Regions from separate parts of the Homo sapiens genome. Here region 2 is linked to region 1. A link is an interaction called in ENCODE POLR2A ChIA-PET data of the cell type or tissue named here. Cell type or tissue: HepG2. All regions are shown on one strand. Each heading gives the region's core, and the rest is flanking DNA. Links, peaks and the distances in the headings are about the cores only. Region 1 has its middle 17 kb from the start of MED18. Region 2 overlaps SESN2 (sestrin 2).

Region 1 (17,105 bases), core at 4,317-12,316:
TAGCTTGAGCCTGGGAGGCGATGGTTGCATTGAGCCAAGATCAAGTCACTTCACTCCAGCCTGGGCGACAGAGCGAGACCCTGTCTCTCTGTCTCTCTCTCTCTCTCTCACACACACACACACACACACACACACACAAAATCCAAACATGGGGTTTCACCCTTCATGAAACGAGTGTTTCAGGCAAAGAGAACAGCAGTTGGAAGGCACTATTCTCACAATAACTTCATTAAATAGATTCTATTATTATTCCCTTCTCACAGATAAGAAAACTGAAACTCAGAGATTAAGTAACTGACCCACTAGGTGATATTGAAGCCAGGATGTAAGCCTCTATCTACCTAGACTAGAGCTCATTCTTTTAGTTGCTAAACCAGATATTTCTATTAGTTTGCCCTTTCTTTCTAAGGATCATGTGAGTGGAATGGGATTATTAATTGAGATGTCTGCAATGCAGGAAGTTGAAATCGTGGCTTACAAACTATGCAAGCATGTCTGTGTCATTGTTGTCTGTAAATTTTGCAATGACAGCTATTTAGTGACACAGCTCTTGTGCTAATGTCTGAATGGATATTCATTTCAATTTAATATGATTCAACAGCTATGTACTGAGTGCCTACTACGTGCCAGGCATGATGCCAGGCATGGTGCCAGGCCTTGTCAGTTACCAAGATGATGAGACAAGTTCCTAGGTACTAGGCTAAAGATCGTGTTAATCACTAACAATTTTTAAAAAATAAATAACAAAGCCATAACCCTAGCAGTTGGAAACTGTAGGTAACTTATTGCAATAGCTATAGGTTTGAGCATCAACCATGTGCCAAGCACTGCATGAAGTACCTTAATGAAAATTTAAATGGTCATGATCGGCCGGGCATGATGGCTCAAGCCTGTAATTCCAGCACTTTGGGAGGCTGAGGCAGGCAGATCACCTGGGGTCAGGAGTTTTGAGACCAGCCTGGCCAACATGGTGAAAGCCTGTCTCCACTAAAAATACGGAAAAAAAAATAAAAAAGCTGGGCGTGGTGGCATGTGCCTGTAGTCCTAGCTGCTCAGGAGGCTGAGGCAGGAGAATTGCTTGAGCCTAGGAGGCGGAGGTTGCAGTGAGCTGAGATTGCACCACTATACCCCAGCCTGGGCAACAGAGAGTCTCCCATCTAAAAAAAAAAAGATCATGATCATAGCTAAAAATTAAAAGTGCTTACTCTGAGCTCTGTGTTAAGCAGTTTACATTATTATCTCCTTTAACTCTCATGTTCATTCCAAAAGGCTGATATCATAGTTTAATTATATTATTATTTCTCATTTTACAGGTAAGGAAATGAGCTTTGGAGATTTCATCTACTTTTTTCTTTTTTTTTCTGAGATGGAGTCTTGCTCCATAGCCCAGAGCTGGAGTGCAATGGCGCAATCTTGGCTCACTGCAACCTCCACCTCCCGGGTTCAAGCAATTCTCCTGCCTCAGCCTCCTGAGTAGCTGGGATTACAGGCATGCGCCATCATGCCCGGCTGATTTTGTATTTTAAGTAGAGACAGAGTTTCACCATGTTGGCCAGGCTGGTCTTGAACTCCTGACCTCTGGTGATCCGCCCGCCTCGGCCTCCCAAAGTGCTGGGATGACAGGCGTGAGCTACCACGCCCAGCCACTTCATCTGCTTTTACCTGGGCCAAATGGCCATTCTTCTGTTCAAATCTGTTTAAAAGCATGGACTGTGCCACACACCCAGTATCCATCCAAAAACAAGGACTGCACCCTAAATTCCAAATACCAGAGACTGAAATTTTCAGCCTTGCTAAGGGAACACCTCGGTCTTTGAACCTTTATTGTGTTTTGTACAGGGCATTCTCTGTACTAGTTTGTTGTGATTATAAAACACTTAGCAAAATTTAAAAAAGGAAGAAAGAAACTTGTAGGAAATTGAGACAATGCAGAGAGAAAGCTTTTTCTTAATTTATTTTAATTAAATATTTATTTATGGCCGGGCGCAGTGGCTCACGCCTGTAATCCCAGCACTTTGGGAGGCTGAGGGAGGCTAATCACTTGAGGTCAGGAGTTCAAGACTAGCCTTGTCAACATGGTGAAACCCCGTCTCCACTAAAAAATACAAAAATTAGCCGGGCATGGTGGTGGTCACCTGTAATCCCAGCTACTCGGGAGGCTGAGGCAGGAGAATCGCTTGAACCCAGGAGGCAGAGGTTTCAGTGAGCCAAAATCGCACTACTGCACTCCAGCCTGGCAACAGAGACTGTCTAAAAAAAAAAGTTGAGGAGATATCATAAAATAATTTAAAATATTTTCCACAAATTTCCAGATTGAAAGGGCCCACTGTGTGCCTAGCACAATGAATGAGAATAAACCTATATCATGACTCACCACTGACATGTCAGGACCTGCAGACAAAGACAAGATTCTATCAGTTTCCAAACAGAAAAGATACAAGTCCCACATAGCAGATCAGAGATCAGAATGGCTTTAGACCTCTCAATGGCAACACTTGAAGTAAAAGAAGGGAGGAATGCCTTCAAAATTCCGAAAGGTGATGATTTCCAACCTAGGATTCTGTACCTTGTTAAAACATTAACATCAGCCGGGCACGGTGGCTCACGCCTGTAATCCCAGCACTTTGGGAGGCCAAGGCGGGCGGATCACAAGGTCAGGAGATTGAGACCATCCTGGCTAACACGGTGAAACCCCGTCTCTACTAAAAATACAAAAAATTAGCCGGGCGTCGTGGCCGGCGCCTGTAGTCCCAGCTACTCAGGAGGCTGAGGCAGGAGAATGGCGTCAACCTGGGAGGCGGAGCTTGCAGTGAGCCGAGATGGCGCCACTGCACTCCAGCCTGGGCTAGAGTGCGAGACTCAAAAAAAAAAAAAAAAAAAAAAAAAAAAAATTAACACCATCGTTCAAACATGTGGGTAAAGACATAATCAGATATACAAGATCTAAACATTTTTACCTCTGATGCATCATTTCACAAGAAACTACTGGCAGATATGGTCTACCAAAACCGGAGGGCAAACAAAGATACAGTTCAGGTAACTTTAGATAAAATTCTGGAAACAGGAAATGGGAAAGTCAATACAGGAGAAAAGCAAAAGGAATCCTCAAGAGGAGGGAGGGGCTGGGTGTAGTGACTCATGCCTGTAATCCCAGCACTTTGGGAGGCGGAGGTGGGTGGATCACGAGGTCAGGAGCTCGAGACCATCCTAGCTAACAAGGTGTAACCCCATCTCTACTAAAAATACAAAAAATTAGCTGGGCATGGTGGCATGTGCCTGTAGTCCCACCTACTTGGGAGGCTGAGGCAGGAGAATCGCTTGAACCCGGGAGGTGGATGTTGCAGTGAGCTGAGATCATGCCACTGCACTCCAACCTGGGTGACAGAGCGAGACTCTGTCTCAAACAAACTAAAAAGGCCGGGCGCGGTGGCTCACGCCTGTAATCCCAGCACTTTAGGAGGCGGAGGCGGGTGGATCATGAGGTCAGGAGTTCGAGACCAGTCTGGCCAAGATGGTGAAACCCCGTCTCTACTAAAAATACAAAAATTAGCCAGGTGCTGTGGTGGCCGCCTGTAATCTGAGCTACTCGGGCAGGAAAATCGCTTGAACCCAGGAGGTGGAGGTTGCAGTGAGCCAAGAGTGCGCCACTGCACTCTAGTCTGGGCAACAGAGCAAGACTTCCATCTCAAAAAAAAAAAGGTAGTAATACTACAACTTCTGGTCTAGCGCAACCGTTGCCATCCACTCGCCACACCAATATCCTCCCCGCAGGAGGCCACTAGGATAATCTAGGGTCTCCAAAAGAAGATGGGCTTCCTGGTATTGAGAGGAGGAAAATGTTATACTTTAAAAAGGAAGCAAAGACATCACAAGCAAATGTAACATGTTGACCTTGAGTGGATCCTGACTCAAACAAACCATAAAAAGACATTTTTAGGCCAACAGTGGTGGCTCACGCCTGTAATCCCAGCACTGTGGGAGGCTGAGGCAGGCGGATAACCTGAGGTTGGGAGTTCAAGACCAGCCTGACCAACATCGAGAAACCCCATCTCTACTAAAGATACAAAACATTAGCTGGGGATGGTGGCACATGCCTGTAATCCCAGCTACTACTACTTGGGAGGCTGAGGCAGGAGAATCGCTTGAACCCGGGAGGCAGAGATTGTGGTGAGCCGAAATCTTCCCATTGTACTCCAGCCTGGGCAATAAGAGCTAAACTCTGTCTCGAAAAAAAAAATACATTTTTGAGGCAATTATGGAACTGCGAATAATAATTGGGTATCATGTGATATTAGGAAACTGTTGGCCAGATGAGGTGGCTCATGCTTGTAATCCCAGAATTTGGGGAGGCTGAGGAGGGAGGATCGCTGGAGCCCAGGAGTTCGAAACCAGCTTGGTCAACAAAGCCAGACCCTGTCTCTACAGAAAAATTTAAATACTAGTTGGCATGGTGGCATGCACCTGTAGTTCCAACTACTCGAGAGGCTGAAGTGGAAGGATTGCTTGGGCCCAGTTTCCTAATATCACATGATACCCAATTATTATTCACAGTTCCATAATTGCCTCAAAAATGTATTTTTTTTTTCGAGACAGAGTTTAGCTCTTATTGCTCAGGCTGGAGTACAATGGGAAGATCTCGGCTCACCGCAACCTCTGCCTCCCGGGTTCAAGCGATTCTCCTGCCTCAGCCTCCCAAGTAGTAGTAGCTGGGATTACAGGCATGTGCCACCATCCCCAGCTAATTTTTTGTATCTTTAGTAGAGATGGGGTTTCTCAATGTTGGTCAGGCTGGTCTTGAACTCCCAGCCTCAGGAGGTAGAGGCTACAGTAAGCCATGATCACACCACTGCACTCCAGCCTGGGCCAGAGAGTAGGACCCTGTCTCAACCCTCTTCCGCAAAAACATACAAAGAAACAAAACTCATAGCCGGGCGCGGTGGCTCACACCTGTAATCCCAGCACTTTGGGAGGCCGAGGTGGGCAGATCACCTGAGGTCAGGAGTTCGAGACCAGCCTCAACATGGAGAAACCCCATCTCTACTAAAAATACAAAAAATTAGCTGGGCGTGGTGGTGCATGCCTGTAATCCCAGCTACTCGGGAGGCTGAGGCAGGAAAATTGTTTGAACCTGGGAGGCGGAGGTTGCGGGGAGCCGAGATCGTGCCATTGCACTCCAGCCTGGGCAACAAGAGCAAAACTCTGTCTCAAAAAAAAAAAAAGAAACAAAACTTATAAAAAAGCGATATGAACAAAAATTAAATTATGCATAATCCCACTACCTATTAACCATTTTTGTATCTCTTTCTAGTAGACACATGTGTCACTATGTTGCCCAGGCTGGTTTTGAACTCCTTGGGCTCAAGTGATCCTCTTGCCTCAGCCTCCCAAGTAGCTGGGATTATATGCATGATACATTAAGTTTTTCTACAATAACACTTTAAATAGTTGCATGGTTTTCGCTATGTAAATTGTTTCCTATCATTACTGTAGGATATATTGATTCCTTCTAAATTTTTTTATTATTGTTTTATTTTTGAGACAGGGTCTCACTGTTGTCCAGGCTGGAGTGCAGTGGCATGATCTCGGCTCACTGCAACCTCTTCCTAGGCTCAAGAGATCCTCCTACCTCAGCCTCCCAAGTAGCTGGGACTACAGGCACATACCACCATGCCTGGCTATTTTTTGTAATTTTTGGGTAGAGACAGGGTTTTGCTATGTTGCCCAGGCTGGTCTCAAACTCCTGGGCTCAAGCAATCCACTCACCTCAGCCTTTCAAAATGCTGGGATTATAGACATGAGCCACCACATCTGGCCTTTTTTTTTTTGTACAGATGGGGCCTTGCTATGTTGCTGGCCTTGAATTCCTGGGCTGAAGCTATCCTCCTAACTTAGCCTCCCAAAGTGCTGGGATCACAGGTGTGAACCACCGTGCCTGGCCTGCAGCTTTAATTAATTAATTTACTTATTTATTTAAGAGTGAGACAAAGTCTCACTCTGTTGCCCGGGCTGGAGTGCAGTGGCACCATCGTGGCTCACTGCAACCTCCACCTCCCGGGTTCAAGCGATTTCTGGCTAATTTTTGTATTTTTAGTAGAGACTGGGTTTCACTGTGCTGGCCAGGCTGGTCTTGAACTCCTGACCTGAAGTGATCCGCCCTCCTCGGCCTCCCAAAGTGCTAAGATTACAGGTGTGAGCCAAGGCGCCTGGCCTGCAGCTTTAATTTAAATTCTAGAAGTTGAGGAGATGGCTGGGCTCAAGTCACAAAGAAAGCATCTCCAATTTGGGGGCTAAGTGGAGTTGTTTAAAAATGGAAACTGCTATGGGAAGCATGCAGGAGTGATGCAGGGTACAGGCTTGTATGTGTCTTTCCAATGACTATGTTGAGTTATTGTCCACCTGGAGTGCTGGCTGGCTGGCCCCATTTCAGCTGCAGCGGGACTGTTGATTAACCTCACTGAGGTAATCTCATGGGGAAGAATTCAGCGCTGGGTCTCCATGCCTGGTTAGTTTCAAGATCAGCCCCTGGAATGAACTTTTTTCTTTTTTTTTTTTTTTTTGAGATGGAGTCTCGCTCTGTTGCCCAGGCTGGAGTGCAGTGGCATGATCTCAGCTCACTGTAACCTCTGCCTCCTGGGTTCAAGCGATTCTCCTGCCTCAACCTCATGAGTAGCTGGGATTACAGGTGCCCGCCACCACCACGCCTGGCTAATTTTTGTATTTTTAGTAGAGACAGGGTTTCACCATGTTGGTCAGGCTGGTCTTGAACTCCTGACCTTGTGATCCACCCACCTTGGCCTCCCAAAGTGCTGGGATTACAGGCATGAGCCACTGCACCCGGTCAGCCCCTGGAATTTCTAAATGAACATATACTCAGATAGGTGTGCATGGTACAACAAAGTGTCAGGTGGGAAAGGGAGGGAAGATAATTCTAAAATAGGTTTCAAGGCTACATCTTAAAATTAAGAAGGAAGGCCAGGTGCAGTGGCTCATACCTATAATCCCAGCACTTTGGGAGGCCGAGGTGGGTGGATCACCTGAGGTCAGGAGTTTGAGACGAGCATGGCCAACATGGTGAAACCCCGTCACTACTAAAAATACAAAAATTAACCAGGCATGGTAGTGGCTGCCTGTAATCCCAGTTACTCGGGAGGCTAAGGCAGGAGAATCACTTGAACCTGGGAGGCACAGGTTGCAGTGAGCAGAGATCACGCTATTGCACTCTAGCCTGGGCAACAAGATCGAAATGCGGTCTCAAAAAAAAAAAAAAAAAAAGATTAAGAAGGAAAGGAGGAGAAAAAAACAAAATACATTTTAAGGCTGAGATACTCAGTTAAAATAATAATAATTTTAATGGCTGCATAATATTCCATCAAATGGGTTTGCCAAAATTTATTTAACTGCTTCTCTCTCTTTTTTTTTGTTTTTGTTTTTTTTGAGACGGAGTCTCACTCTGTCGCCCAGGCTGGAGTGCAGTGGCATGATCTCGGCTCACTGCAACTTCTGCTCCCCAGGTTTAAGCAATTCTCTGCCTCAGCCTCCTGAGTAGCTGGGATTACAGGCACGTGCCACCATGCCCAGCTAATTTTTTGTATTTTTAGTAGAGACGGGGTTTCACCATCTTGGCCAGGCTGGTCTTGAACTCCTGACCTTGTGATCCACCCACCTTGGCCTCCCAAAGTGCTGGGATTACAGGTGTGAGCCACCGCGCCCGGCCAAATGCTTCTCTGTTTCAAGATTTTTATTACTAAGAAATATAAGTGGCTGGGCGTGGTGGCTCAGGCCTGTAATCCCAGCACTTTTTGGGAGGCCGAAGCGGGCGGATCACCTGAGGTAGGAGTTGAAGACCAGCCTCGCCAACGTGGTGAAACCTGGTCTCTACTAAAAATACAGAAAAATTAGCTGGGCGTGGTGGCAGGCACCTGTAATCCAAGCTACTCAGGAGGCTGAGGCAAGAGAATTACTTGAACCCGGGACGTGGAGATTGCAGGGAGCCGAGATCACGCCACTGCCCTTCAGCCTGGGCAACAAAAGCGAAACTGCATCTAAAAAAACAAAAAAAAACCCCATTTTAGGGCCAGGCATGGTGGCTTATGCCTATAATCCTAGCATTTTGGAAGGCTGAGGTGGGAGGATCACTTGAGGCCAGGGTTCAAGATCAGCCTGGCCAACCTAGCAAGAGTAATGGGTATACTTTTTTTCTTCAAGAAATACCATACCTAAAATAGTACCGTAAACCTATTTTGAAATCAATTTGTTTGACATCTCCCCAACCCACCCCAAAAATCCAATGATTACTTGAACAATGCTAAAGTGTTCATTTATCAAAATAAATACTTTGAAGGAAACTACTTATTTAAATGTTTATCTTCTGATATATTTGTTTGTTTTTCTAAATTAGTCTTGTCAGTTCATATTCATACCACGGAGGACAAACACAGAAACAATTATAGTCAACTTGACGAAAGGCCAGTGTGATGACTCACATCCTGTCTCTGCCTCTAGAGTTAAATGTTGGTTCTTTATCCTTGGGCCCCATATTTGATCTGTCAAGAAACTGTTGGCTGGGAACTCCTGAGGTCAGGAGTTCGAGACCAGCCTGGCCAACATAGGGAAACCCCATCTCTACTAAAAATACAAAAAATTAGCTGGCCATGGTGGCTGGCGCATGTAATCCCAGCTACTTGGGAGGCTGAGGCAGGAGAATCGCTTGAACCTGGGAGGCAGAGGTTGCAGTGAGCCGAGATCGCACCACTGCACTCCAGCCTGGGTGACAGTGCAAGACTCCGTCTCAAAAAAAAAAAAAAAGAAACTGTCATTGCCTAAAAGCATCCTGGGGATCCTTTCTCATTTGAAAAAAGAGGAGATCACTTTTCAAAGGAGATGGAGAAGGCTGACTCCTCCTTCACACTCATATACTGGCCACAGGGGCTAACAAGCATGGCACAGGCAAGGTGGAAAATCCCAGACATCCTTACTCCCCTACTAAAGCAACACTCTTTCTCTGTTTTATGTTTTCTTTGTGTGTGTTGTTGTTGTTATTGTTTGAAATGGAGTCTCACTCTGTTACCCATGCTAGAGTGCAGTGGCGACATCTTGGCTCACTGCAACCTCAACCTACTGAGCCCAGGTGATTCTCCCACCTCAGCCTCCCGAGTAGCTGGGATTACAGGTGTGTACCACCATGCCCCCCTAATTTTTGTATTTTTTTGTAGAGACAGGGTCTTGCTACGTTGCTCAGGCTGGTCTCAAACTCCTGACCTCAAATGATCCATCTGCCTTGGCCTTCCAAAGTGCTGGGATTACAGGTGTGAGCCACTTATTAACGTTTTGAAATATTTACTTTCATACCATTATATCTATGTACATGTACTATAAAAAAGTAGCATATTAACATACTATTTTAAAGCTTTTCTTACAATAATTACAATTTATATGTATATAATGTTTACTCTAGGCCAGGTACTATCCCAAATGTTATTACATATAATAACTCATTTAAACCCCATGATAACACTATAAAGAAGGCACTATTAGTATCCCATTTAATGATAAGGACACTAAGGCAGAGGAGTTAAGTAATTTACCTTAGGCCACACAGTTAATAAGTTAACTATCTGGGATATTTTTCCATTAAATTCATTTCTACAAATTCTTTTTGTATAGCTGTATCTTATTATATGGATGTGCAGTTTCATTTAATTATTCCATTCCCTTTTATTAGACATCAAGATTATTTCCGCTAAGCATGGTGGTGCACGCCTATAACCCCAGCACTTTGGGAGTCTGAGGAGGGAGGATTGTTTGAGCCCTGGAGGTCAAGGCTGCAGTGAGCCATGTTGGCACCACTGTATTCTAGCCTGGGCAACAGAGCGAGACCCTGTCTCAAAAAAATAAATAAATAAAAAATGGAAAATTATTTCCATTTTTTGCTAAATCACACACATCACTAAGATAAGCATCCTTATACTAAACCTTTGTGAAAATTCTTAATTATTTTCTTAGGCTAAATGAGCTTAAGAAGAGTTGGCATTGATTTTTATTTCCTCCAAAAATGTACTCCTTTCTCCATGTTCTCCGTGACCTTAAATGTTGTAAATTTTAACATTTTTGCCTAGAGCAACTTTTTTTTTTTCTGTGACGGAGTCTCGCTCTGTTGCCCAGGCTGGAGTGCAGTGGCGCCATCTCGGCTCACTGCAAGCTCCGCCTCCTGGGTTCACGCCATTCTCCTGCCTCAGTTTCCCGAGTAGCTGGGACTACAGGCACCTGCAACCATGCCCGGCTAATTTTTTGTATTTTTATTAGAGGCAGGGTTTCACCGTGTTAGCCAGGACGGTCTCAATCTCCTGACCTTGTGATCCACCTGCCTTGGCCTCCCAAAGTGCTGGGATTACAGGTGTGAGCCACCGCACCCGGCTACCTAGAGCAACTTTTTAAAATTTGTTTTTTCAGTTCTGAGAAATAAATTAGAGTACTAAAGCGTGAATGGCTTCTTCAGAGTGAAAAAGCCACAGCTGGCCAGGCACAGTGGCTCACACCTGTAATCCTAGCACTTTGGGAGGCCAAAGCAGGCAGATCGCTTGAGCCCAGGAGTTCAAGACCAGCCTGGCCAACGAGGCGAAACCCTGTCTAAAAATTTTATCTAAAAATACAAAATATTTAGCTGAGCATGGTGGTACATTCCCAGCTACTTGGGAAGCTGAGGTATGAGAATCGCTTGAGGCACGAGAATTGCTTGGGAGGCAGAGGTTGCAGTGAGCCGAGATTGTGCCACTACTCTCCAGCCTGGGTGACAGAGTGAGACTCTGTCTCAAAAATAAAATAAAATAAAATAAAATAAAAAAATAAGCCAGGCATGGTGGCTCACGCCTGTAATTCCAGCACTTTGGGAGGCCGAGGGGGGTGGATCACCTGAGATCAGTGGTTTGAGACCAGCCTGGCCAACATGGTGAAACCCTGTCTCTACTAAAAATACAAAAAAATTAGCTGGGTGTGGTGGCGCATGCCTGTAATCCCAGCTACTTGGGAGGCTGAGGCAGGAGAATCGCTTGAATCTGGGAGGTGGAGGTTGCAATCAGCTGAGATTGCGCCACTGCACTCCAGCCTGGGCAACAGAGAGAGACTCTGTCTCAAAAAAAAAAAAAAAAAAAAGGAGAAAGCCATGGTCAAAAAGCTACCCCCTTTCCACAATTTCCTCCTGCTTACTACAGATGCTGAGCCTCATGGCGTACATACCACCTCATTGAAGAGGAATGTTAACCTGGGACAAACCAGCTTACACAGGCAAGATTCTTTTGGTCTCCAAGTCAGCATTCACAAGTTCACTCACTCATTCACTCAACAAATATTTGAAAGGTCAATTATATGAGTAGTACTAAGCTAGGTAGGGGTTATGGGGTTCATAGAAATAAAAAGTATTTAGAACACTGCTAAATAAAACATTTAACACAGTGCCTGGCATAAATATTTATTTATTGATCAATTATTATGTCCCAGGCACTGTGCTAAATGAGTAGATTATCTCATTTAATCTCTACAACAATCTCTAGGAACAGTCTATGATCATATGCATTTTGCAGACAAGAAAACTAAGGCTTACGGAGGTTTACCCAGCTTGAACAACATACATGCAGTGGAGTTTAGATTTAAACCTAAGATTCCAAAGTTTGTGCTCTTAATCATTATGCTATACTACAAAACACAGCTCCTCTCCTTAGGAAGCATACAGTCTTGCTAATAATACTAAAATTGGGCCGGGCATGGTGGCTCATGCCTGTAATCCCAGCACTTTGAGAGGCCAAGGTGAGCAGATCACTTGAGGTTGGGAGTTCGAGACCAGCCTGACCAACATGGAGAAAGCCCGTCTCTACTAAAAATACAAAATTAGCCAGGCATGGTGGTGCATGCCTGTAATCCCAGCTACTCGGGAGGCTGAGGCAGGAGAATCCCTTGAACCTGGGAGGTGGAGGTTGCAGTGAGCCAAGATAATGCCATTGCACTCCAACCTGGGCAACAAGAGTGAAATTCCATCTCAAAAGACAAAAATTAAAAATAAAAAATAATAAAGTCAGATAGTAATATGAAAAAAAAGGCCGGGCACGGTGGCTCACGCCTGTAATCTCAGCACTTTGGGAGGCCAAGGCGGGTGGATCACAAGGTCAGGAGATCGAGACCATCCTGGCTAACAAGGTGAAACCCCACCTCTACTAAAAATACAAAAAATTAGCCGGGCATGGTGGCAGGCTCCCAGCTACTCGGGAGGCTGAGGCAGGAGAATGGCGTGAACCCGGTAGGCAGAGGTTGCAGTGAGCCGAGATCGCGCCACTGCACTCCAGCGTGGGTGACAGAGTGAGACTCCATCTCGAAAAAAAAAAAAAAAAAAGAAAAAAAATAAAGAGGCTGGGTGCGGTGGCTCATGCCTGTAATCCCAGAACTTTGGGAGGCTGGGACAAGTGGATTGCTTGAGGTCAGGAGTTCGAGGCCAGCCTGGCCAACACAGTGAAACCCCAACTCTACTAAAAATATAAAAATTAGCTGGGCATGGTAGTACACGCCTGTAATCCCAGCTACTTGGGGGGCTGAGGCAGGAGAATCGCTTGAACCCGGGAGGCGGAGGTTGTAGTGAGTCCAGATGGTGCCACTGCACTCCAGCCTGGGCAAGAGAGTGAGACTCTGTCTCAATAAAAAAGAAAAAAAAAAGATAAAGGGATAGAGAGTAGAGAATGACAGAGAATGAGTTTGCTACTTAATTCTGGATGGTCAGGGAAGCTTCTCTGACATTTTAGCAGAGACCTAAAAGGTGAAGAAAGCCAGCCACACTGAATTCTGGGCAGGAAATGTTCCATGAAAAGATGTTGGTTCTCTTCCAAATTAATCAATACATATTCAATGAAATTCCAATAAAATTCCAGTAGTAATGTTGAGAATCTACAACTTACTCTAAAATGAATATGAAAGAATAAAGGCCTATGAAAACCCAGTCTATATTTGTGTTGTTGTTGAGACAGGGTCTCAATGTGTCACCCAGGCTGGAATGTAGTGATCTCATCACAGCTCACTGCAACCTCAACCGCCCAAGCTCCAGAGATCCTCCTACCTCAGCCTCCCACATAGCTGGAACCACAGGTGCATGCCATCACACCTGGCTAATTCAAAAAAAATTTTTTTGGAGAGATAAGTTCTTGCTATGTTGCCCAGGCTGGTCTTGAATTCCTGGCCTCAAGTGATCCTCTTGCCCCGGCCTCCCAAAGTACTAGGATTATAAGCATGAGCCATCATGCCTGGATGCTAGATCTATTTTCTTTTCTTTATTATTATTTTTTGAAATATTACTACACTATAAGTCTATTTTAGAGGACAAAAAGGTAAGGGTACCTGCCCTATTGGTAGAAATGGCTCTACTATAAAGCCATAACAATAAAAACATTGTGTTGCGGGCACTGAAACAAAGAAATAAAAAATGAAATAGAATGGAGAGCTTAAAAATAAAGTATATACGAGGAAACCTAATATGTAACAACGGTAGCATCAGAAAGCACTGAAAATTGTTTTTCAGATGGTGGTAGAAAAACTAATTCACTGCAAGGAGAAGAAAGCTGGATTTTTACTTGAAACCACCTAGAAGATAGACTCCAGATGGATTAAAGACCTAAATGTGAAAGTTAAAACTATAAAGCTAAGAAGGAAAATCTGTTCCCTAAGGGTAAATGAAGACTTCCTACACAAAATTCTATGCCGGGCGCTGTGGCTCATGCCTCTAATCCTAGCACTTTGGGAGACTGAGGCGGGAGGATTGCCTGAGCTCAGGAGTTCGAGACCAGCCTGATCAACATAGTAAAACCCTGTCTCTACTAAAAGTAAAAAAATTTAACTGGGCGTGGTGGCATGCACGTATAGTCCCAGCTACTCAGGAGGCTGAGGCATGAGAATTGCTTGAACCCGGGAGGCAGAGGTTGCAGTGAGCTGAGATCCTACCACTTCACTCCAGCCTGGGCAAAAGAGTAAGACTCTGTCTCAAAAAGAAAAACTAAGGAACAAGATTCCAAACCATAATATAGTCAAAATTTAGGATCTCTGCTTAATTAATGACATCACAGATAAAGTTAACAGAAAGGTGACAGACTGAGAGAAGATATTTGCAATGTTTTAAGCAAAGGATTAATATCTAGAATATACAAAGGTTCTGCAGATCAATACCATTGAAAATAAAATATAAAAAATGGGCAAAGAATATAGATACCTTAGTTTCACATACTAAAAAAGTCTATATACTGTTACATACAAAGAAAGAAATGAAAAGATTCAAATGTAATTATAACCAGAGACAAGCAAATCAAAACAACCAAGAGCTGCCATTTTACATCCATCAAACTGGAAAAAACTAGAAAGACGGGTCATGCCACATCACACCAACTGGTGAGGATGTGGCTATGAGTTCTTGTTCACTAGCAATAGGAAAGTAAATGTTACAGACATTCTGAAAAGTAACCTGCAATAGTTGGCAAATGTGAGCATGCTCATAGCTATACAGCCCAGGGGATTTTTTTTTCTTTTTTTTTTTTGAGACAGAGTTTTGCTCTTGTTACCCAGGCTGGAGTGCAATGGAGTGATCTCGGCTCACCGCAGCCTCTGCCTCCAGGGTTCAAGCGATTCTCCTGCTTCAGCCTCCTGAGTAGCTGGGATTACAGGCATGCGCCACCACATCTGGCTAACTGCATTTTTAGCAGAAACGGGGTTTCTCCATGTTAGTCAGGCTGATCTCGAACTCCCGACCTCAGGTAATCTGCCCACCTCGGCCTCCCAAAGTGCTGGGATTACAGGAGTGAGCCACTGAGCCCAGTCTTTTTTTTTTTTTTGAGATGAGGTCTCTTTCTGTTGCCCAGGTTGGAGTGCAGTGGCGCAATCTCAGCTCACTGCAGCCTCCGCCTCCACCTCCCAGATTCAAGCAATTCTCCCACCTCAGCCTCTCGAGTAGCTTGGATTACAGGGGCATGCCACATGCCCGGCAATTTTTTGCATCTTTAGTAGATATAGGGTTTCACCATGGTGGCCAGGCTGGTCTTGAACTTCTGACCTCAGTTGATCCACCCACCTCGGCCGCCTGAAGTGCTGGGATTACAGGCATGAGCCACCGCGCCCAGTCATCCAGGGGAATTTTTATAACAATCTACGAATTTGCTTATTTTAGCATTTTTTATGGTAGTGAAGAGTTGCAGGCAATCTCAGGTGTTTTTGTTTTTGTTTTTGTTTTTTTTGAGACAGAGTCTCGCTTTATCGGCCAGGCTGGATTGCAGTGGCACAATCTCAGCTCACTGCAACCTGTCTCCTGGGCTCAAGCAATTCTCCTGCCTCAGTCTCCTAAAGAGCTGGGATTACAGGCGTGTGCCACCATGCCCAGCTAATTTTTATATTTTTAGTGGAGATGGGGTTTCACCATGTTGGCCAGGCTGGTCTCAAACTCCTGACAGGTAATCTGCCTGCCTCGGCCTCCCAAAGTGCTGGGATTACAGACATGAGCCACTGTGCCCAGCCAGGTTTGTTTTCTATTGTTGTTGTTGTTTTTAATAGATACAGGGTCTCGCTGTCCCTGAGGCTGGAGTGCAATGACACCATAATAGCTCTGCAGCCTCAACCTCCTGGGCTCAAATGATCTTCCTGCCTCAGCCTCCCAAGTGGCTAGGACTACAGGCCTGTGCCACCATGCCAAGCTTAAAAAAATTTTTTTTTTAGAGATGGGGTCTCACTATGTTGTCCAGGCTGGTCTCAAATTCCTGGCCTCAGGCAATCCTTTCACCTGAGCTTCCCAAAGTGCTGGGATTATAGGCATGAACTACGCACCCAGCAGCAATCTAGGTTTCTATGATATAAAGGGACTAAATGAATAAAACATGGTGGATACACAGTGATTACGTGTCTAGATTGTGGAGATGATCTGCCTGATTTGAAATTCAGGCTCCACCACTTACTAGTTCTGACTTTGGACAACAGAAAAAAGAAATTTGAAGTTGGTTGTAGTGGCTCATGCCTGTAATCCCACCATTTTGGGAGGCCAAGGCAGGCGGACTGTTTGAGCCCAGAAATTTTAGACCAGCCTGGGCAACGTGGTGAAACCCTATCTCTACAAAAAAATGCAATAATTAGCCAGGTGTGGTGGTGCATGCCTGTAGTCCCAGCTACCTGGGAAGCTGAGGTTGGAAGACCACCTGAGCCTGGGATGTCGAGGCTGCAGTGAGCTGTGATTGTGCCACTGCGCTCCAGTCTAGGCAACAGAGTGAGAAGACTATCTGAAAAAAAAAAAAAAATTGAGAAACCTCTCTGTATAACCTCATCTATAAAATGGAAATAATAACAACTCACAACCCTCATACAGTTGTTATGAGAAGTACATGAGTTGAAACATTTAAAGTACCTGTCATGGCTGGGTGCGATGGCTCAAGTCTGTAATTCCAGCACTGTGGGAGGCCAAGGCAGGTGGATCACCCAAGGTCAGGAGATCAAGACCATCCTGGCTAACATGGTGAAACCTCATCTCTACTAAAAATACAAAAATTAGCTGGGCATGGTGGTGGCCGCCTGTAATCCCAGCTACTCGGGAGGCTGAGGCAGGAGAATCGCTTGAACCCGGGAGGCAGAGGTTGCAGTGAGCTGCGATTGCATCATTGCACTCCAGCCTGGCAACAAGAGCAAAACTCCCTCTCAAAAAAAAAAAAAAAAAATCAAAATTAGCTGGGCGTGGTAGCACATGCCTGTAATCCTAGCTATCCAGGAGGCTGAGGTAGGGGCATCGCTTGAACCCGGGAGAAGGAGGTTGCAGTGAGCCGAGATGGCACCACTGCACTCCACCCTGGGTGACAGAGCAAGACTCTGTCTCAAAAAATAAATGAATTAATAAATAATAAAAATAAAGTACCTGTCATGGAGCAAACACTATTTAAACACTAATACTTTTATTAGTATGAAAGCATATGCAAGTTGGAAGTTATGAGTTAGATTTACATAGAGTAACAAGTACATATCAGGCCAGGCACAGTGGCTCATGTCTGTAATCCCAGCATTTTGGGAGGCTGAGGCAGGCAGATCACTTGAGTTCAGAAGTTCGAGACCAGCCT
Region 2 (14,800 bases), core at 2,149-10,148, 56 kb after region 1:
CCGTGGTATTTATGTGATAAAACCAGTTGTTCTTTGTTGTGAGCCTCCTCACGTCATAACAGCCTTGTGGTAGATATTTGGGAAAAGGACCATGATGATTTGGATCCATCAAACTCAGATTGCTCCTCCTGAAAACACGTTTTTTCCCCAAAGTCTATTTGTTTTCCATTTACTAAGCAGTTGATATGTGCCAGGTGTTGTATTGAACACATTACGTGCATTATATAATTCAGAATTTCTCAAGCTCAGGGCCATTGACTTTTTGGACTGGATAACTCTGTGTTCAAAGGGACCACCCTATGCATTGGAGGATGTTTAGCAGCTTCCCTGGCCTCTACCCACTGAGATGCCAGAGGCCCCCTGTAACAGCCAAAAATGTCTCCAAACTTTGCCAAATATCCCGTGAGGACAAAATCATCCCTAAGTAAGAACCACTGATTTAACTGAATAGACATAAGGATCTTATGAACTATTATCCCTTTTCCCAGAAGAGTAAACTGAGACTAACAGAGGTGAAGTGACTCACCTAAAGTCATACAACAAATGGTAGAGCTGGAATTTGAACTCTGGCTCCAGTGCATAGGGTTTTAATCACTAGACCAATGTCAACAAGACTGTCAAAAGACTGACAATACCAAGTGTTGGCAAAGATGCAGAGCAACTGGAACTGGAGCTGGGTGCAGCGGCTCATCTCTGTAGCCCCAGCATTTTGGGAGGTCAAGGCAGGAGGATCACTGGAGCCCAAGAGGTCTAGACCAGTCTGGGCAACATAGGGAGACCCTCATCTCTACAAAAAATAAAAAATAAAAATAGCTGGGTATGTCCACATAAATAGCAGGTTTACTCATAATAGCCAAAATTGGAAACAACTCAAATGTCTATCAACTCATGAATGAATAAATGAATTGTAATATATCCATACAATAGTATTGTGCTCAGCAACAAAAAGGAATGAACTATGGATACACACGACAACATGAATTAGCTTCAAAAGCTTTATGGTAACGAAGAAGACAAACACAAAAGATTACACAATGAGGCCAGGTGTGGTGGCTCAGGCCTGTAATCCCAGCACTTTGGGAGGCCAAGGTGGGCGGATCACTTGAGCTAGGGAGGTTGAGGCTGCAGTGAGCCATGATCGTGCCACTGCACTCCAGCTTGGGCGGTGGAGTGAGACCCTGTCTCAAAAAATAAGAATAATAACAAATATTTGTTAATAGAAAATATTGCCATTTATATGTCATCATTTCTCAAGAAGTGATCACGTTATCTATGTACTTATTGTAAGTTTTTTAGGTATAATTTTTTTTTTTTTTTTGAGACAGAGTTTTGCTCTTATTGCCCAGGCTGGAGGGCAATGGCACAATCTCAGCTCACCGCAACTTCCGCCTTCTGGGTTTAAGTTATTCTCCTGCCTCAGCCTCCTGAGTGGCTGGGATTACAGGCATGTGCCACCACGCCCGGCTAATTTTTTTTTTTTTTTTTTTTTTTTTTTTTTTTTTTTTTGAGACGGAGTCTCGCTCTGTCGCCCAGGCCGGACTGCGGACTGCAGTGGCGCAATCTCGGCTCACTGCAAGCTCCGCTTCCCGGGTTCACGCCATTCTCCTGCCTCAGCCTCCCGAGTAGCTGGGACTACAGGCGCCTGCCACCGCGCCCGGCTAATTTTTTGTATTTTTAGTAGAGACGGGGTTTCACCTTGTTAGCCAGGCTGGTCTCGAACTCCCAACCTCAGGTGATCCACCCACCTTGGCCTCCCAAAGTGTGGTATAATTTTTTTTTTTTTTTTGAGATGGAGTTTCGCTGTTGTTGCCCAGGCTGGAGTGCAATGACACGATCTTGGCTCACCACAACTTCCGCCTCCTGGGTTCAAGCGATTTCTCCTGGCTCAGCCTCCCAAGTAGCTGGGATTACAGGCATGTGCCACCACACCCGGCTAATTTTATATTTTTAGTAGAGACAGGGTTTCTCCATGTTGGTCAGGCTAGTCTCAAATTCCGACTGTGATCCACCTGCCTCGGCCTCCCAAAGTGCGGTATAATTTTTTTGAAATGGAATCCTGCAACATTGCCCAGGCTTTTCTGGAACTCCTGGGGTCAGCTTCAGTTTTCCCACCTCAGCTTCCTGAGTAGTTGGGATTGCAGATGTAAACCACCACACCCGATGTGTAGGTATAATTTTTATTAATGGTCAAACTCTCTTCAGTAAATGTGTAAATTATGATTATTATAGTTCTTTTCTTCAATAGGTTACTGTCAATTTATCTAATGACCTCTGCATTCATTAGCAAACACTCCACAATGACAATATTGTCTTAAGACTAGTGAATTAATACATTTTGTTGCATTATGTTTGTGTTCTAAACTTAAAAGCTAATTTTTGAATGCAAAACTTTGTCATCTGCTAAAGAATTAAATGGATTAAGAATAACAACAAAAACAAAAACAAAACTAATTTGTAATAACAGAAAGCTGATAGTGGGTGCCTGGGGCCAGAAAGCAGGATGGGATATTCACTGCAAAGGAGCACAAGGAAATTAGATTTGGATGGTAGTTGCATAGGCGTATGCTTTTCTCAAAACTCATGGAAATGTCTGCATTTAAAATGAGTGCGTTTTGGCCGGGCACGGTGGCTCGCGCCTTTTATCCCAGCACTTTGGGAAGCTGAGGCGGGCGGATTGCCTGAGCTCAGGAGTTTGAAACCAGCCTGGGCAACATGGTATAACCCCGGCTCTACTAACAATACAAAAAATTAGCCAGACGTGGTGGCGGTCGCCTGTTAATCCCAGCTACTAGGGAGGCTGAGGCAGGAGAATCGCTTGAACTCGGGAGGCAGAGGTTGCAGTGAGCCAAGATCATGCCACTGCCCTCCAGCCTGGGTGACAGAGTGAGACTGTCTCAAAAAAAAAAAAAAAAGTGTGCATTTTATTATATGCAGATTCTACTGTATAAATTTGGTTTGAAAGGAAAAAATAAATTGCGGCAGGGAAATGCAGATTGGAGGAAGATATCAATGTGAAACAGGAAAAGAGGCTTAGAGGGTTCTTCTTTGGTTGGTCAGTGACTTTGGCTCTGAGATTTGTTTCCCCAAATTCTTACCCAGGAGCACCGGAGGCCCAGCTGAAATGCCACCACTTCTAGGAAACTTCCCTGGCTTCCCCAGCCCACAGTGTCTTCTGGGAAGAATGTTCATTCTGCATATTAATATTTAAAAATTCCTTCATCGGCAGGGTGCAGTGGCTCACGCCTGTAATCTCAGCACTTTGGGAGGCCAAGGCGGGTGGATCACTTGAGATCAGGAGTTCAAGACCAGTCTGGCCAACATGGGGAAACCCCATCTCTACTAAAAATATAAAATTAGTGGAGCATAGTGGCGCACACCTGTAATCCCAGCTACTTGGGAGGCTGAAGCTTGAGAATTGCTTGAACCTGGGAGGCGGAGGCTGCAGTGAGAGGAGATCGTGCCACTCCAGCCTTGGCGACAGAATGAGACCCTGTCTCAAAAACAAACAAACCTCCTCCATAAGTGAGTGCATTTCAGTTTATTAAATGCTTTCAGCCTATTATTTCAGCTGATTCTTTAAAAAAAAATTTATTATTATTTTTTAATTTACCACAACATGTCAGTCAACTCAGCTGATTCTTAACCACTGATCAGGTCAAAGATTCTCCCCATTTTAGAGATGGGGAAACTAACATTTTCCTTCAGGGAAAGAAGTGACTTGTTTACATCTTAAAGCCACAAATTAAGACAGTGCCTGGACTAGTACCTGGGCCTGCAGTGCTCCTTCCCTTGGAAGGCAGTGGAAGGGTGGGTGGAAAGAGCACTTTCTGGAGAGTTTAGAACTCCTGCTCATTTGCTTGGGACATGTCTGGGCAATGTTAATATTGCTAGACCTCAGCTTTCATAGCTAAAAATTGGTAAAATCCTCACTTTGCCTATGTCTCAGGATTGTGGTTAGGATTGCCTAGAACAGTCTTGGCTCATAAATAAGTGATTAAAAAAAAATATATATATATATAGGCCAGGCGCAGTGGCTCACGCCTGTAATCCCAGCACTTTGGGAGGCCAAGATGGGCGGATCACAAGGTCAGGAGATCGAGACCATCCTGGCTAACAAGGTGAAACCCCGTCTCTACTAAAAATACAAAAAATTAGCCAGGCGTGGTGGCAGGCGCCTGTAGTCCCAGCTACTAGGGAGGCTGAGGCAGGAGAATGGCATGAACCCGGGAGGTGGAGCTTGCAGTGAGCTGAGATAGTGCTACTGCACTCCAGCCTGGGCGACAGAGCAAGACTCCATCTCAAAAAAAAAAAAATATATATATATATATATATTTATATTTATATATGTATGTGTATATTTAGATATTGAGACATGGTCTCACTCCATCACTCAGGCTGGAGTGCAGTGGTGCAATCACAGCTCACTGCAGCCTCGACCTCCCAGGCTCAAGCGATCCTCCCACCTCAGCCCCCCAAGTAGCTGGGACTACAGGTACGTGCCTCCACCTCCAGCTAATTTTTCTATTTTTTGTAGAGTCTGGGTCTCATTCAAGACCAGGGGCTGGTCTTGAACCCCTGGGCTCAAGCGATCCTCCCACCTCAGCCTACCAAAGTGCTGGGATTACCAGTGTGAGCCACTCCACTCTGCCGCCAAAATATTTAATGACTCCTTGAACCTAAAATAAACGGGAAGAAAAAAAATGTAATGAAAACAACAAACATTTATTGAGCACTTATGCTAGCATATGGTAGACATTGGGATACAACGGTGAACATGGAGACAGGCAGGAAACAATAAAGATTATGAAACGTGTTGAAGAGAAAAGAAATGGGAAGGGGCAGGGTGAGGCTGAGAAACAGGGGTCAGGTCCGAACTCTCTGATGAGACGATGTTAAAGGTGAAACTGCAGGTTTAGAAAGAGCTTGTCTGGAGAAGAGCATTCCAGGTTGTGGGAATTCTATACTATCTTTTATCTCACAACTCCCATTTCATAGATGAGGAACCTGTGGCTTTGAATCTAAGAAAATGGTACTGACTCTGTCTTCTGCTGAAAAGAAGAACTTAACTAAACAGGCACTTTATAATCATTTTCTCTTTCTCTTTTTAAAGCCTGGCCTATGGAATCCAACATTTTCTCATTTGATTCTGACAATTTTTTTTTTTTTTAAGGCAGAGTCTCACTCTGTCTCCCAGGGCGGAGTGCAATGGTGCCATCTCAGCTCACTGCAACCTCCACCTCCCAAGTTCAAGCTATTCTCCCACCTCAGACTCCCAAGTAGCTGGGACTACAGGTGCCTGCCACCAAGTCCAGCTAATTTTTGTATTTTTAATAGAAACGGGGGTTTCACCATGTTGACCAGGCTGGTCTCAAACTCCTGACCTCAAGTGATCCACCTGCCTTAGCCTGCCAAAGTGCTGGGATTACAGGCATGAGCCACCGTGCCCAGCAATAATTTTTTTTTATGTAGATGGTAATGTTCCCATTTTATAGATGAAGAAATTAAAGGAAGTTACCAAGAGCCATACGGGTACTTGATCTTGTTTATTTAAATTCTGCCTCATTCCAGATGGCTTTGCACTCAGATTTGAGCCTCATTTGTCTGGTTCCAAAGTCCAAGCTCTTTCCCCGACACCAGACTGGTGCTGAGTATCTGAGAGCTGGCCATTTAACAGACAACCAGGCAGGGAGAGACAGCCAGAGCAGAGGCCATGTCCACAGCAGCAGGAGGCTATTGTTTCTTAAGCACTGCCACCTGGGCCCAGAACTAGCCCAGGTATCCTGGTGGATACAAGCATGTATTCCACACCTATTTCTTCAACCCCTGCTACATGTCAGGCCCTGTGCTAGGCTCTGGAGATAAATGCAGTAGAGAACATACCAGACAAAAATCCCTGCCTTCCTGGGACCCCCAATTGAATGGGGAGATGACGAAGCCACACAAATGATTATAATTTTAGAAAAAAAAATGCCTCAGAAAACAGAAGCACTTTGTAAGGGTTAAAGAAGGAAGATGGATCCTCTGGGTGGTGTTTGGGATCCACTTTAAAATGGAAATAATAGGCTGAGCACGGTGGCTCACACCTGTAATCCCAGCACTTTGGGAGGCTGAGGTGGGTGGATCGCTTGAGCTCAGGAGTTCTAGACCAGCCTGGGCAACATGGTGAAACCTGGTCTCTGCTAAAAATACAAAAATTAGCCGGGGGTGGTGGCACGTGCTTGTAATCCCAGCTACTCGGGAGGCTGAGGAAGGAGAATGGCTTGAGCCTGGAAGGCAGAGGTTGCAGTGAGCCAAGATTGCGCCACTGCACTCCAGCGTGGGTGAAAGGGCAAGACTCCATCTCAAAAAAAAAAAAAAAAAAAAAGGCCAAGTGCGATGGCTCATGCCTGTAATCCCAGCACTTTGGGAGGCCGGGGTGGGTGCATCTCACAAGGTCGGGAGTTCAAGACCAGCCTGGCCAACATAGTGAAATTCCATCTCTACTAAAAATATAAAAATTAGCCGGGCCTGGTGGCAGGCGCCTGTAGCCCCAGCTACTCGAGAGGCTGAGACAGGAGAATCACTTGAACGCGGGAGGCAGAGGTTGCAGTGAGCCGAGATCGCACCACTGCACTCCAGCCTGGGCGACAGAGCGAGCGAAACTCCATCTTAAAAAAAAAAAAAAAAAAAAGGCCAGGCCTGTAATCCCAGCAATTTGGGAGGCTGAGGCAGGCGGATTACCTTAGGTCGGGAGTTCGAGACCAGCCTGACCAACATGGAGAAACCCATCTCTACTAAAAATACAAAATTAGCTGGGTGTGTTGGCACATGCCTGTAATCCCAGCTACTTGTGAGGTTGAGGCAGAAGAATCGCTTGAACCCAGGAGGCAGAGGTGGCGGTGAGCCGAGATTGTGCCATTACACTCCAGTGTGGGCAACAAGAGCGAAACTCCGTCTCAAAAAAAAAAAAAAAGAAAAAAAATGCTGGGCGTGATGGCTCATGCCTGTAATCCCAGCACTTTGGGAGGCCGAGTTGGGCAGATCACCTGAGGTCAGAAGTTTCAAGACCTGCCTGGCCAACATGGCGAAACCCCATCTCTACTGAGATACAAAAAATAGCTGGGCGTGGTGGTGGGCGTCTGTAATCCTGGTTACTTGGGAAGCTGAGGCAGGAGAATTGCTTGAACCTGGGAGGTGGAGGTTGCCGAGATCACTCCACTGCACTCCAGCCTGGGCAGCAAAGCAAGACTCCATCTGGGAAAAAAAAAAAAGGAGCTAATAGTGGGCTCTACTATCTAGTGCGGCAGTGAAAATTAAATAAGATCCTGCCGGGCTGGGTGTGGTGCCTCACGCCTGTAATCTCAGCACTTTGGGAGGAGAAAGCAGGAGGATTGCTTGAGCACAGGAGTTCAAGATCAGCCTGGGCAACATAGCAAGACCAACGTCTCTGCAAAAAATAAAATAAAAAATTAGCCAGGCATGGTAATTTGCACCTGTAATCCCAGCTACTTGGAGGCTAAGGCAGGAGGATGGCTTGAGCCCAGGAGGTCGAGGCTACGGTGAGCTGTGATGGTGCCACTGAGAGAGACCCTGTCTCAAAAAAAAAAAACTAAAACAAAAACGAAAAACATGCCTGTGATGTACTTCATGGGCTACTTGGCACAAAGAAGTTCCTAAATAAGCCTTACTACTTTCTCCACTCTTTCTTCTAATAAATACAAACTATTTTGTAATAAACAGCAAAATTTCCTTTGAAGACTTCCCATTGCCCATAGGGTAAAGTCCAAAATTCCTGATGTACCCTGTGAGGTCCTGCTAGATCTGCCCTGGGGCTTTCTTCTCAGCCTCAGCCTTTCTTATGTTCTCCCAGCTCCTTCTGTCCCTACAAGGCTGCCTTCTCCTTCCTGCTTCAAATCCTTTCCCCATGCTGTTTCCTCTGCCAGAAGTTATCTTTGCTCCATGCTCTTTTCTCCCCTCTCATCCTTGGCCGATCCTTTCTTATCCTTCAAGTCCAGGGTAGGCTGTACTTTCTCATAGCTCCCTGTGCTCTTTCTTTCCCCAGGGCTTATCACAAGAATTTGTGTGACGAGCTGGACGTGGTGGCTCACGCCTGTAATCCCAGCACTCTGGGAGGCCAAGGCAGGCAGATCACTTGAGGTCACGATCAACCTGGCCAATATGGTGAAACCCTGCCTCTACTAAAAATACAAAAAGCTAGCCGGGCGTGGTGGCACACGCCTGTAATCCCAGCTATTCAGGAGGCTGAGGTGGGAGGATCGCTTGAACCCAGGAGGCAGAGGTTGCAGTGAGAAGAGATTGTGCCACTGCCCTCAAGCCTAGGTGACAGAGTGAGACTTCATCTCAAAAAAAGAAAAAAAAGAATTTGTGTGATGTTCATTTTTCCCACTGGGGTTTATAGGCCCATGAGGACCACAGCTGTCTGTCTTATTCACTGCTGTACTGCCAGCATGAGCAGGGGCTGGGACACAATAAAGTACTTGATAATGTTGGCATGAACAAAGAAAAGAGCTTCCTGCTGGGCGCAGTGGCTCATGCCTGTAATTCCAGCACTTTGGGAGGCCGAGGTGGGTGGACCACGAGGTCAGGCATTCGAGACCAGCCTGGCCAACATGGTGAAACCCTGTCTCTACTAAAAATACAAAAATTAGCCGGGCGTGGTGGCACACGCCTGTAATCCTAGCTACTCGGGAGGCTGAGGCAGGAGAATTGCTTGAACCTGGGAGGCGGAGATTGCAGTGAGCCGAGATCATGCCACTGCACTCCAGTCTGGGTGACAGAGCAAGACTCTGTCTCAAAAAAAAAAAAAAAAAAAAAAGGGAAAGAAAAAGAAAAGAGGTTCCTTCTTGAAATGTGAGTTTGGAAACTCAGAAATGGGACAGAACTCAAAGCTCCCCACCACCACTCCAAATATAATCCAACTGTGAGGTCAGAGGTGATTCAAACATGGGCGGAAGGAATTTCTGCTGCCATCACCAGCTGAGACATGGTTTTTCTCAGGACCAGGCACATTGCACAGAGGTAGACTTGAGAGAAGATGTTGAACTCAGGCAATACTTAACCTCCCCAGAGAGGGGAATTGACTTGTCCAAGGTCTCCAGCCATTGGAGTGAGAACCTATTCTGGCCACTACAGCTGTTGCCTCTAGCCTCAGGCAGGGCAAGTCAAAGCAGGAAGTTGTAGGACTGTGGCACAGGGTGGTGACAGACTATGAAGAGGATCTGAAGGTTCAGGCTTGTGAGACCTCAGGTAGGTCATTTCCCCACTCTGGTCCTTATTTTAACCATCTGTAATAAGAGAGTGTTTTAAGTACTCTTTTAAGGAGACTGAGATGGAGATTTGCCTACAGAGGGTTTACTGGGGAATCATATTACAGGACAGTGAGAAGCATAACTGGGCAGAAGTTGGGCTGCAATGCTGCTGCAATGGAGGATTCATCTGATCCTAAGGGGTACAATAAAGCTGGGATAATCCTTCAGAGTTGTTTCAAATGGAGGCTGAGGGTCCGGGCCTCTGTACTCTTCTCTCCCATCAACCAGTCATTGGAGGCAGACTGCTGGAAGGAGGCGTAACCATGAGCTAAGTGGCTCCCTTCAACTCAGGATAGTGGCCAGAGAGAGACTCAGCTGAAATTCTTCAGCAACTTGATGGAGTGGGAGATGTGGGAAAACGAGTGCCATAGTCTGGGTAGCACATGACAGCATCCACTACAGAGGAATATGAATGAGCAGTTTTCGAACTCTGTTCCATGGAGCCCTGAGATTTCAAGAAGGTGCTTCAGTGCATGGGAAATTGCTGTTCTTGGATGTGTTGGAGCTTCTGCAAAAGTCCAACATATTTCCTTGGAAGAAAAGGCTCTCCTGCTAGGTGGTGAATGCCCTCACAGCACCTCATATTTTCCCTTTGAGGTGCCAATCAAAATTGTAATTTAAATAATTTGTCCAGGCATGGTGGTTCACGCCTGTAATCCCAGCACTTTGGGAGGCTGAAGCAGGTGGATACCTGAGGTCGGGAGTTTGAGACCAGCCTGGCCAACATAGTAAAACCCCGTCTCTACTAAAAATACAAAAATTAGCCAGGCATGGTAGCGCATGTCTGTAATCCCAGCTACTCAGGAGGCTGAAGCAGGAGAATCGCTTGAACCCAGGAGACGGAGGCTGCAGTGAGCCAAGATCACACCACTGCACTCCAGCCTGGCTGACAGAGTGAGACTCCATCTCAAAAAAATTAAAAAAAAAAATAAAAAATAATTAGTTGCATAACGGTCTAAGGTCTGTCTCTTTCACTTGACAGTAAATCCCAAGAAAGCAGGAACCATGTCTGTCTCCTTCACTGCTAAGTCTCCAGGACATGTGACACATTAGAACCATAACATCTGTTCAAAGAACTCATACCAAGGAAGCTATTAAAGATGCAGATTGCTGAGCTCTGCCTCCAACCACTGGTTCTCTAATGAGATTCTAAGGCACAAAACAGTCTGTGAACTACTTCTCTAATCCACCTGCTCTAGGGCTCTGGTGAATGTTTGCAACCTGCTGGAGGAGACTCACTTGGCTTTTTTTTTTTTGGTCGGGGAGAGAAGGAGTTTCACTCTTGTTACCCAGGCTGGAGTGCAATGGCGCGATCCCGGCTCACTGCAACCTCTGCCTCGCAGGTTCAAGCGATTCTCCTCTTTCAGCCTCCTGAAATAGCTGGGATTACAGGCATGCACCACCACATCCGGCTAATTTTTGAATTTTTGGTAGAGACAGGGTTTCACCATGTTGGTCAGGCTGGTCTCAAATTCCTGACCTCAGGTGATCCACCTGCCTTGGCTTCCCAAAGTGTTGGGATTACAGGCTTGAGCCACCATGCCCAGCCCCGGCTCCTTTTTCTACTCACTCTCACCAGTTCTCAAATCAAGCATGGTTCCAAAAGACAAAAGAATTAGCTGGGCGCAGTGTTGGGCGCCTGTAATCCCAGCTACTCAGGAGGTAAGGCAGGAGAATCACTTGAACCTGGGAGGCAGAGGTTGCAGTGAGCCAAGATCGCACCATTGCACTCCAGCCTGCGCGACAGAGTGTGACTCTGTCTAAAAACAAAAACAAAAACAAAAACAAACAAGCAAACAAAAAAAAAGAAAAAGAATTGAGCTACCGACAACCTTCTGCAAATTCCAACCTGGGTAGATGTGCACAGGTCTTGAGTTGCAGGCTACAGAAGTCTAAAATAGATTCATTAGATCCAGTCTGAAGCTGAGTTTTCAACTCCATTTGCAAATTTAACATGATTTTAAAAATATTTATTTATTTATTAGACAGAGTTTCATTCTGTCACCCAGGCTGGAGTGCAATGGCGCTGGGATTACGGGCGCCCACCACGACACCTGGCTAATTTTTGTATTTTGAGTAGAGACGGGGTTTCACCATGTTGGTCAGGCTGGTTTTGAATTCCTGACCTCAAATGATCCGCCTGCCTCGGCCTCCCAAAGTGCTGGGATTATGGGTGTCAGCCATCAGGTCCAGCCTAATAAACATGATTTTTTTTTTCTTTTTTTTGAGAGGAGTCTCCCTTTGTCGCCCAGGCTGGAGTGCAGTGGCGCAATCTTGGCTCACTGCAAGCTCCGCCTCCTGGGTTCACGCCATTCTCCTGCCTACAGGCTGGGACTGTAGTCCAGCCTACGTGGCATGCATTGAGTGTGACTGTTGCCAAATGTTTTCAAATTTAATCTCGCAATCTTCGCAACAACCGTGTGAGGAAAGGGTCTGTTCCCATTCTATAGATGTGGAAATGGAACCTCAAATGAGAATCTGGGGAACACCAATTTAACAGACAGACCCAAATTCAAATTCCAGCTTTGACATTTAATATCAGTCTGATCATGAGCAAGTTGCTTCAATACTCCCTCCTCAATTTCCTTATCTGTGGGATGGAATTAATACCTAAGGTTACAGGAGGGTTGTGAGGATTAAATAATACTGGGTAGCTGGGATTACAGGTGCCCGCCACCACGCCCGGCTAATTTTTTTTTTTTTTTTTTTTTTTTTTTTTTGTATTTTCAGTACAGTTGGGGTTTCACCGTGTTAGCCAGGATGGTCTGGATCTCCTGACCTCGTGATCCACCCGCCTTGGCCTCCCAAAGTGCTGGGATTACAGGCGTAAGCCACCGTGCCCAGCCATTATTTTTTTTTAAATGCATATTGAGGATTTAGGCACTTTGGAGACAAAAATAATGCAATACAGGGTTGGGCATGGTGGCTCATACCTGTAATCCCAGCACTTTGGGAGGCTGAGGCGGGCAGATCGCTTGAGCCCAGGAGTTCAAGACCACCCTCGGTAACATGGCAAAGGAGTTCAAGACCACCCTTGGCAACATGGGGAGGCTGGGGCAGGAGAATCACTTGAACCTGGGGAGGTTGCTGTGAACCGAGATCACACCAATGCACTCCAGCTCCATCTCAAAAAGAAAAAAAAAAAAGCAATACAAAGAACTCTGGAATCAGAATGAGAAGGATTCAAATTCTACCTCAGTCGCATGAGCTTGGGCAAATTTCTGAATCCTGAACAGCTTGCGAATGCTAGATGCCAGGTACCTGAACTGTGCTAGGTGGTTTTTATGCATTATTTAATCCTCACAACCCTCTTGTAACCTTAGGTATTAATTCCATCCCATAGATAAGGAAATTGAGGAGGGAGTATTGAAGCAACTTGCTCATGATCGGACAGACATTAAATGTCAAAGCTGGAATTTGAATTTGGGTCTGTCTGTTAAATTGGTGTTCCCCAGATTCTCATTTGAGGTTCCATTTCCACATCTATAGGATGGGAACAGACCCTTTCCTCACAGGGTTGTTGTGAAGATTGGGAGATTAAATTTGAAAACATTTGGCAACAGTCACACTCAATGCATGCCACATAGGCTGGGCGCAGTGGCTCATGCCTGTAATCCCAGCACTTTGGGAGGCTGAGGCACGTGGATCACTTGAGCTCAGGAGTTCCAGACCAGCTTGGCCAACATGGTGAAATCCTGTCTCTACTAAAAATACCGAAATTGGCCGGGCGTGATGGTATGTGCCTGTAATCCCAGCTACTAGGAAGGCTGAGGTGGGAGAATTGCTAGAACCTGGGAGATGGAGGTTGCAGTTGAGCCGAGATTGTGACACTGCACTCCAGCCTGGGTGACAGAGCGAGACTCCATCTCAAACAAACACCCAATGCATGCCAACTGGAAAAGAAATGGAAAACTTTTATCCCCATTTCTATGGCTGAGGAAACTTGAGGCACAGGGAAATTAATCAATCTCCCCAGCGATATAGTGAGTGGCTCAATCAGAACCAGAATCCAGGTTTTGTACTCCAAGTGTGATTCACTTTCTCCCACACCCTCTCAAATGACTCTAGAGGAAGGGGAAGTGTATAGGAATCCTGCGAAAATGAACAGATACCTCAAGGGGAAGGGGAACACAAAGTCCACTAGGGGAGGCTGCCTGGAAGAGACCTAGTGTTCTGACAGCGGTATTTATAGGAAGTAGGAAGCCCGCGGGAGTGGTCTTAGCTCTTACATGATGTGGTTTTCCTGGTAAGCTAACTAGTTCCTGGTACCCAGAGAAGTTAAGAAGCTTGACCAAGGTCACACAGCCATAAACGGCACTGGCACAGCTTGGGGGTTGCACCTCTTTGTTCCTGGCGTTGTCTCCTTGGTGCTGGAGGCGGTAGGATGAGAAGCAGGTAATCATAATGTGGTGGGGTTGGGGACACAAGGGGGTCCTTCCAGATTCAAACAGCCTCTTTGTCACAGGGGAAGTCCAGTAGTGGGCAAAACAGCAAGGTAAAATGTCAAGGCCTCAGGGTCAAGCAGAGCAGGGGGGAATCCTGGCTCCCCCACCGATTAGCCATGTGGCCTCAACAACGTCAGTTCACCCGTCTCAATTCTCCTACAGGATTGCTGCAAATTCAGAGGAATGGTCTCCAAGTACCCAGCCCATGGCCAGGCTTAGAAAAACACCATGGTCATTATTACTCCACAGTGCCAGGGCAGCCGCAGAAGGGTGACAGGACTGGATGTCCAAGGGACAAGTAGACTTTCAGTGCCAACAGTCCCAACCTACAATCACTGGGCACAAGTTCTCGGCAGGGCAGGGGCTATCAGGTCAGGCCCATGATGCAATCACAGCTCTCTGCCTATGCTACAAGGTGAACCATGACCTTCAGGAAATTGAAAGAACAGCCCATAAAAAGGGAGTATGAAACAAAACCTCAGCGAACGTTTATTTCTCATCATATGGAACTGGTAGCAAAGCCAAAGATTTCTGCACTTGAACACTGGATACCACTCCCTACCCACCCAGTGAACATTTACAGTCATCACATGCCCTCTAGAACCCAGATCCCCATGCCGGGGCCTCTTCTCTCCTGCACACCTTCTTGCAGGGAGGGCTTTCAGGCCGGAAGGGGGTGCCGGTTGCTTCTCCGCGCCTGCACGGGTATTTAATGTGGCACACTGGCCAGGCTCCTCTCCTGCCCCGCCCAGCAGCAGCACGGCCCTTGCCTTTCTTCAGTGCCCTCCAAACTGGTCAGAGAGGAGGCACAGACTGCTAGAAGAAGGGCAAGAGAAGTCGTAATTCACAGTCATTTGCTACAGAAAGTGCCTGGAATCGGTCCTTGGCTGCTTCTGCCTGGAAGCAACCCACTTAAGCCCCAGGAGAGGGGACAGATGAGATACTGGGATGGGGGTGGGAGTCCTCAGAAGGCACCCAGGAGACACTGGCTGCAGAAATGGGGTCCCTGATCTTGCAAGAAAATCCGCTTGCTGTTGGCAGGTTGGC

What was found. ChIA-PET counts read pairs that join two places held together with the same protein. Peaks named below come from ENCODE experiments on the same cell type or tissue, not always from the same donor. Only the 100,000 strongest peaks of a DNase experiment are listed, where the experiment ranks them.
Region 2: POLR2A ChIA-PET joins it to region 1 with 5 read pairs; 8 of 35 experiments call an interaction of 5 or more read pairs at or near these places.

What each region holds. Positions count from the first base shown.
Region 1 is chr1:28,337,757-28,354,861 of GRCh38, reverse strand. No RefSeq gene overlaps it. Among named protein-coding and RNA genes, the nearest start is that of MED18, 17 kb to the right of the region's middle. In HepG2, for the core only: no CTCF peak of the experiment used is centred there; DNase peaks (open chromatin) are centred at 8,471 and 11,261.
Region 2 is chr1:28,281,909-28,296,708 of GRCh38, reverse strand. It overlaps SESN2 (sestrin 2), which reads right to left. Exons shown (of 10, transcript NM_031459.5): 10 at 14,218-14,800. Among named protein-coding and RNA genes, the nearest start is that of SESN2, 30 kb to the right of the region's middle. RefSeq lists an enhancer at 5,807-6,801. In HepG2, for the core only: no CTCF peak of the experiment used is centred there; a DNase peak (open chromatin) is centred at 5,638.